Regions from separate parts of the Homo sapiens genome. Here region 2 is linked to region 1. The links are chromatin contacts, found by Hi-C or POLR2A ChIA-PET in ENCODE. All regions are on one chromosome and are shown on one strand. Each heading gives the region's core, a stretch centred on a gene start or an enhancer-like site at or near the end of the contact. The rest is flanking DNA. Distances are from core to core; before and after follow the strand shown. Region 1 overlaps RHBDD1 (rhomboid domain containing 1). Region 2 overlaps RHBDD1 (rhomboid domain containing 1).

Region 1 (2,790 bases), core at 171-2,670:
CGTGGCTCAGCAAGCACCCTGAGCTGAACATCTAGTGGTTTTAACTTACCTCCTGTTGGTCTTGGTGAAACGGTCCTGGCACACTTGAGCCATTTACTCAACATATCCTTGAGTGCCTCTCATGTGCCTGGCCCTGTCCTGGGTGTTTGGAATACATATGTAAAAGCCACATAAAGGCTATGTTCTTGGAGTCTCCATCAGGCTCTTTCATAACTTTCAGTTTCCCACCTTCTGGAATGAGAGGTCACTATTCCAGGCTGTGGGAATGCGTTCATTTGCTTGGCTTTTTTTTTTTTTTAAGCTTCTAATTTTGTATAATGTATGAATGAGACACCATTGCTGCCCTCAGGGAGTTTGTGTGTGACAGAGAGAGACGGACAGGCAGGCAGACGTGTAAGTACTGTGCCACCAGCAGACTGGCTTCGTGCCAGAATAAGGTAGGAGCCTCAGCTCTGAGGGGAGGCAGGAGAAGGAAAGAACGGCTCTTCAACTGGGGTGGCATTTTTTGACAGAGGTGCTGTTTGGCTTAGCCTATGGTCAGAGAGTGCTTGGGGGATGTGACAGTGGGGCATGTGGGAATGGAGGTAGTAGACGATGAGGTCTCCACCCTCTGACTTTGCAGAGATGGGCAAGGCCAAGTGTTGGAAGGGCTTAAACACACACCGGAGTATTCTGTGAGAACCAGTGGATTTCAGAGGATGGCAATGACACCACTTGCCTTCTGCCTCAGGAGGATAACTGATGGCCGTGTGTGGGATGCACTGGAGAGCAAGAGCTGGCTTGCAGGGAGACCAGCTGGATGATTTTCTTTCATTTATTTTATTCATTCAACACACATTCATCTGGGGTTCACTCTGTGCCCAACACTGGGCATTTCCAAATAGTCCAGATGGCAGTAAGCATGGTTGTGGCAGTAGGAATGGGAAGGCTGGGAGGGGTATGAGAGGCATTACAAACGGGAAGTGGGAGTGGCACCCCAGAAAAGTCTAGTTTAAGGTGCTAGTGGATGTGTGCATGTGTGCGCGGGGGTGTCTAGAGGGTGGCGGGCAGCTGGAAATTGAGGTCAAGTGCTTAAAGAACAACTCGTTGTGTAGGACCCCCCCCTTTGTGGTAACAGCAGAGGTTTTTGAGAATCGCCAGTAATTTCTTAAACTCAGGCTGGTTGGGAGGTCATTCAGCCAGGGAACTCCACAAAGAGTGTTGCCACTTGGGTCAAAGTAGACCTCTGAAAATAAATCTTACAAGTAATTGCTGGTTTTAGATGCCAGTTTAAGAAGAGTTAAACCACTGTCATGCCCTAACGCAAACACTTTCATGCCCTAACTCATCTTTCAAGTTTGAAATTTAAATGTATGTTTCTTTGTTCTGAGTGACTGAAACATACACATGAAGACAACTTTGGTGGATGCAGGTGGGCATCTCAGTTCCTTTTGCTGAGTTTCACTTGCTCTCTGCTTCACTCATCCATGGTGTAGAAAACTGCAGCAGTCTGCCCTGCCATAACACAGATAGACATCATCCCTCACAATGGCTGGATAATTCCAGATTTAATGCCAAACAGAGAAAACTGATTTTATTTATGTTTTGTGATAAGAGGTACAGAAAAAAAACGGAAAGCGATGTAATGACTTGTCTTGACCAAATGCTTCCACTGCTCTGGAGGAGACAACCCACTTCCCCTGGTTAAGGAGGGGTGTTGCGTTTTAAACATGTGGTGGTTGTTATTCATTGTACTTTTTTTTAAGGTAGGAGATGTTGTTCTTTGGACTGAGTTAAATGCTGCTTAGCATAAAAGACTTGATGTGGAACAAAGCCTGCAGACTGTGACTATTTGACATGCACTGGGCTAATGAGAAGACAGAATGTCTCTAATCAGCAGCAGAACAAACACTCACAAAGGGTCTCCTTCCCTCCTAGGACTTCCTTCGCTGGGCATCTGGCTGGGATTCTTGTTGGACTAATGTACACTCAAGGGCCTCTGAAGAAAATCATGGAAGCATGTGCAGGTACAGAATAAAACACCTTTGGCATGACAACAGCTTGGAAGTTCATGTTAATTTTAATGTGAACAGAAGCAACCCCAAGTTTCCCTGTGGTTCAGCTCAAGAATTCCCTAATATGCCTGTTTTTCTTTTTAAACCGAAAGGTAAAACAACCAGTGCAGTTCCTTACATTGCTCCACAAAAGAGGCTGCAAACTTAAATTTCGAATCTGATACTTTCTTAGGGGACAAATATCAGTATATATTTATACCCTCAACCTTAATGCTACCCGCAGAAAACCACGATTTCCTAAAGAATGCAGAGAACTAAAGTGCCTTTAAAATAATGCATTCTTCTATAATAGTCCATGAATTAATATACGTGCAAGGCAAAGGTGAAAAAGAAAACAAAGCCTGGACTGAAGTGCATGGCCAGTATTTTAAAGAATTCAGACTGATGACCGGGTCCTTGGTGGATGAGCCATATATTCATGCATGGCGAAACCAAGTCTGTTATTGCTTGAAGCTTAGCTCCTGCTTTTTTTAATTTTGTTTTTCCCTTCAAATTGATACTCAATGAAAATATTTCATTTAGAAATACTTGTATTTTTTAGACCTCTTAATTTTCAATGCGATTCTCATTTTGACTTGTAAGAAAACTGGTTTGCAAACACTTGTTTTATAGACTGAGTTCCACTATTTCATCTTTTATTCATGGGAAGTCTTCTGAGACTATTTTACCTTTTCTTGAACCATAAATAATTTGTTTCACAGTTTGTGCTGATGACTGGTATTCTTGAGAACCATAT
Region 2 (3,022 bases), core at 499-2,998, 38 kb after region 1:
TTTTTTTTTGAGACAGAGTCTCGTTCTGTCACCCAGGCTGGAGTGCAGTGGCATGATCTCGGCTCACTGCAAGCTCTGTTTCCCGGGTTCATGCCATTCTCCCTGCCTCAGCGTCCTGAGTAGCTGGGACTACAGGTGCCCGCCACCACACCCGGCTAATTTTTTGTATTTTTAGTAGAGACAGGGTTTCACCGTGTTAACTAGGATGGTCTTGATCTCCTGACCTCATGATCCACCCGCCTTGGCCTCCCAGAGTGCTGGGATTACAGGCGTGAGCCACCGTGCCCAGCCGTTGTGATCATCTTGAATTCAGAAAACTGAAAACTCAGAGGTATGTGTGGCCACTATTGATAATTCTTTGCTAAATTAAAAAGACTGCATTATTTACAGAGATAGCAATGACAATTATCTTACTTTTGTCTTTATCTATTCATATATGTTTAGCTAAGTTTTTTTTGTTTGTTTGGTTTGGATTTTTTTTAATTTTTAAATATTAGTGACATTTGAATTAAGGATATTTGCATTGTTAATTTAAATAGAACTTAATTTGTCTTTAATAGTTTTCCTTTTAGAAAAGAAATGATTCATAATAGAAAAGAATAAATGTGCTTGCATTAAGTGTGCCTTAAGACATCACAATTTTATGTTGAGCTATTTCCCATTACTCCAGTTACTTATTAGTGGGAATTATTCACATGAGAATTTCCGCTGTTGTCCGCTCTGCCTCTCTTAAACAATCTTACAGTTATACCCATTCTCCCATCCATTATATTGTGTTGTGTTGCTGGTGAGAAAAACCAAGAGTCATATGTTGGTTTCCATTTATTATACAGTCACAAACAGCCTCAAGGTGGTCTAGTGTCATCTCATGGCAGTTCTCCAGTGATTCAAAACTATAATCGTGTTGTACTTAGTTATGGAGAGCCAGATGTGAGAGTCACGTATTTGTGTATCTTCACTAATCTCAATCAGAGGACCAAAGATCTCCTTAATAGATACCTGGCCCAAATTGTGCAAAAGTATAAAGATTACTATAAATATTAAACTGATTAAAATTACACTCTAATTATTTGCTTTGGAAAAATTGCAGATGGCCTGAGTGTGCAGTCATAGGAGACAGGTGAAACAAATCATGATATGAGGTGACTCTTGAATCATTGCATCGGGATTCTTTACAGATCAAACCAGAACAATCCAAAGCCCAGTAGTTTTTGATTTTCAACTCAATGAGTCTAAAAGGGAACCACTTGCTTCTGGCTAGCGTGATGCTAAAATAAAATGTAGCCCATGGACATTACAGGAGATAGTGTTTAATAAGTGTACTCTAGAAGTGACATCTATATAGAACACCTACTCTCTTCATTGTGTCTTTAAATAAGCTGGGTCTCTGGGGGTTAGTAAGGCCCTTCTTTTGCACACTGTGCTATGACAAAGATAAATTTTAAACCTCAAGTAATTTACTATTGTCTAGAGCATGCTTTTTGGAGAGGAGGGAAATAAGTCCCTGACTTACATAACGCAGGCCTAGTAAGGCCTATTTTGCATATAACTTTGAGATTGTGACATTTGTCAGGTTATGCTGCATTTCATCCCCCTTTGGTAGCCTTCATTATTTGCTCATTGTTATTTTAAAGTTTTATGTATTACAAAACCACATAAACAGTGCTTCTTGGTCTGTAGGCCCACCTGTGCAGTGGACTTCTGGATTTCTCTGTGTGCTCTGAGGAAGGGATCCAAGTGGCCATTGTTGACAGGCCATTGGCCTGTGTTGACAGCTTGTTTCTGTTATGCCTTTGCTCAGTATAGTCTTGCTGGTGGTAGCGACAGGGGGAAGTGAAAGACCACTGAGTGCCTCTTAAATCAGTTGTCATTTTGGCAGATTCAATCTAAACCAAGGATGACTTCCATATGCAATGGCTGTGCAGGATGTTTTGGCCCAAGCAAATAATACTTAATCAGCAGTGTGGTTCATCTTATTACTCTAAGGAGAAAATAACCTACTACCAAATTCTACTCTATTGTAGATAGGATTTTTTAAAACGAAAATAAAAACATCTGCTGTTTTGTAGCTGCTTGAACCTGAGGCTCTGTGCCCCTAGAGGAGCAGCGGTTGTACAATTGCTGTGCGTTCTGTGTCTCTTAGACCTTGCCACCAGGCTAGGGGGACACTGTCAGAGTTAATAAGCAATTAGGACGTTCTGTCCTGTCAATTAACTGGCAGAATAATGAGACCGCAGGAGCACTCTCCTTAAAAATGCCGAGACTTGTGTTCTGAAAAGCGTGTCTTTCTCTGCTGTTTGCAGTTACACGAATAGACAACTACTTAACACTTAAAAAAATACAGTGAAAATTATACCTACAGCAAACAGAAAAGAGAGGTATACAAATGGGATATCATTCACTCTAAACTCAGAATTCATAGATTTTCCTCCTGAGTGGCTGTAGTGATATTATAATATTTTCTGTCACCTTATTTGGCTTAAAGATTGACAGAATACTTAGGTAGTGAACATCCTTTGTTGTATAAATCAATGTTTAAAGTCTAAGTTTTGGACAATCTGGGTATTGATGCCAAATTTGAATTAGTGAGTTCCTGGCCATGGTCTATTGATGGATTTTTGTTTCCCCTTGAATGTGATGAGACCTTAGTGAAGGATTTTCATAGAGGAGCGAGGGGAGCAAAGAAAATAGATAAAAGCCCAGGAATAGGGAGACAGTCTGTTGGAGGAACTAGGTTGGTTGTGGTTACAATGTATTTTTCATGGGGAGATTTGTGGGGAGGATTGCAATTTATCAGAGGGCAGAGATAAGTAGGAATCAAGTTGTGAAGGGCTCAGTATGATGTGTTTGAAGGTTTTGTGTTTAATCCTGAGGACAGTGGAAACAAGATCAAATCTGATTATTATTATTATTATTATTATTATTATTATACTTTAAGTTCTGGGATACATGTGCAGAATGTGCAGGTTTGTTACATAGGTATACATGTGCCATGGTGCTTTGCTGCACCCATCAACCTGTC

What was found. A loop is a pair of places that touch in the nucleus more often than their neighbours do. ChIA-PET counts read pairs that join two places held with the same protein, here RNA polymerase II (POLR2A). Pooled maps may share reads with other maps.
Region 2: a pooled map shows a loop between it and region 1 (4-fold over the local background). The contact joins two enhancer-like sites. A Hi-C loop is called at or near these places in 2 of 168 maps with a recorded cell type or tissue (CD8-positive, alpha-beta T cell and chondrocyte) and 2 of 50 pooled maps. POLR2A ChIA-PET finds 5 or more read pairs at or near these places in 4 of 52 experiments (H1, IMR-90, OCI-LY7 and 1 more).

What each region holds. Positions count from the first base shown.
Region 1 is chr2:226,904,876-226,907,665 of GRCh38, forward strand. It overlaps RHBDD1 (rhomboid domain containing 1), which reads left to right. Exons shown (of 9, transcript NM_001167608.3): 6 at 1,918-2,006. Among named protein-coding and RNA genes, the nearest start is that of RHBDD1, 70 kb to the left of the region's middle. RefSeq lists a silencer at 1-121. Within about 2 kb of position 1,421, at least 3 of the 41 ENCODE cell types and tissues checked have a DNase peak (open chromatin) inside an H3K27ac peak, as active enhancers do; they include OCI-LY7, where a contact is called at or near this core.
Region 2 is chr2:226,942,248-226,945,269 of GRCh38, forward strand. The region is part of intron 8 of RHBDD1 (rhomboid domain containing 1); the gene reads left to right. Among named protein-coding and RNA genes, the nearest start is that of RHBDD1, 110 kb to the left of the region's middle. Within about 2 kb of position 1,749, at least 3 of the 41 ENCODE cell types and tissues checked have a DNase peak (open chromatin) inside an H3K27ac peak, as active enhancers do; they include OCI-LY7, where a contact is called at or near this core.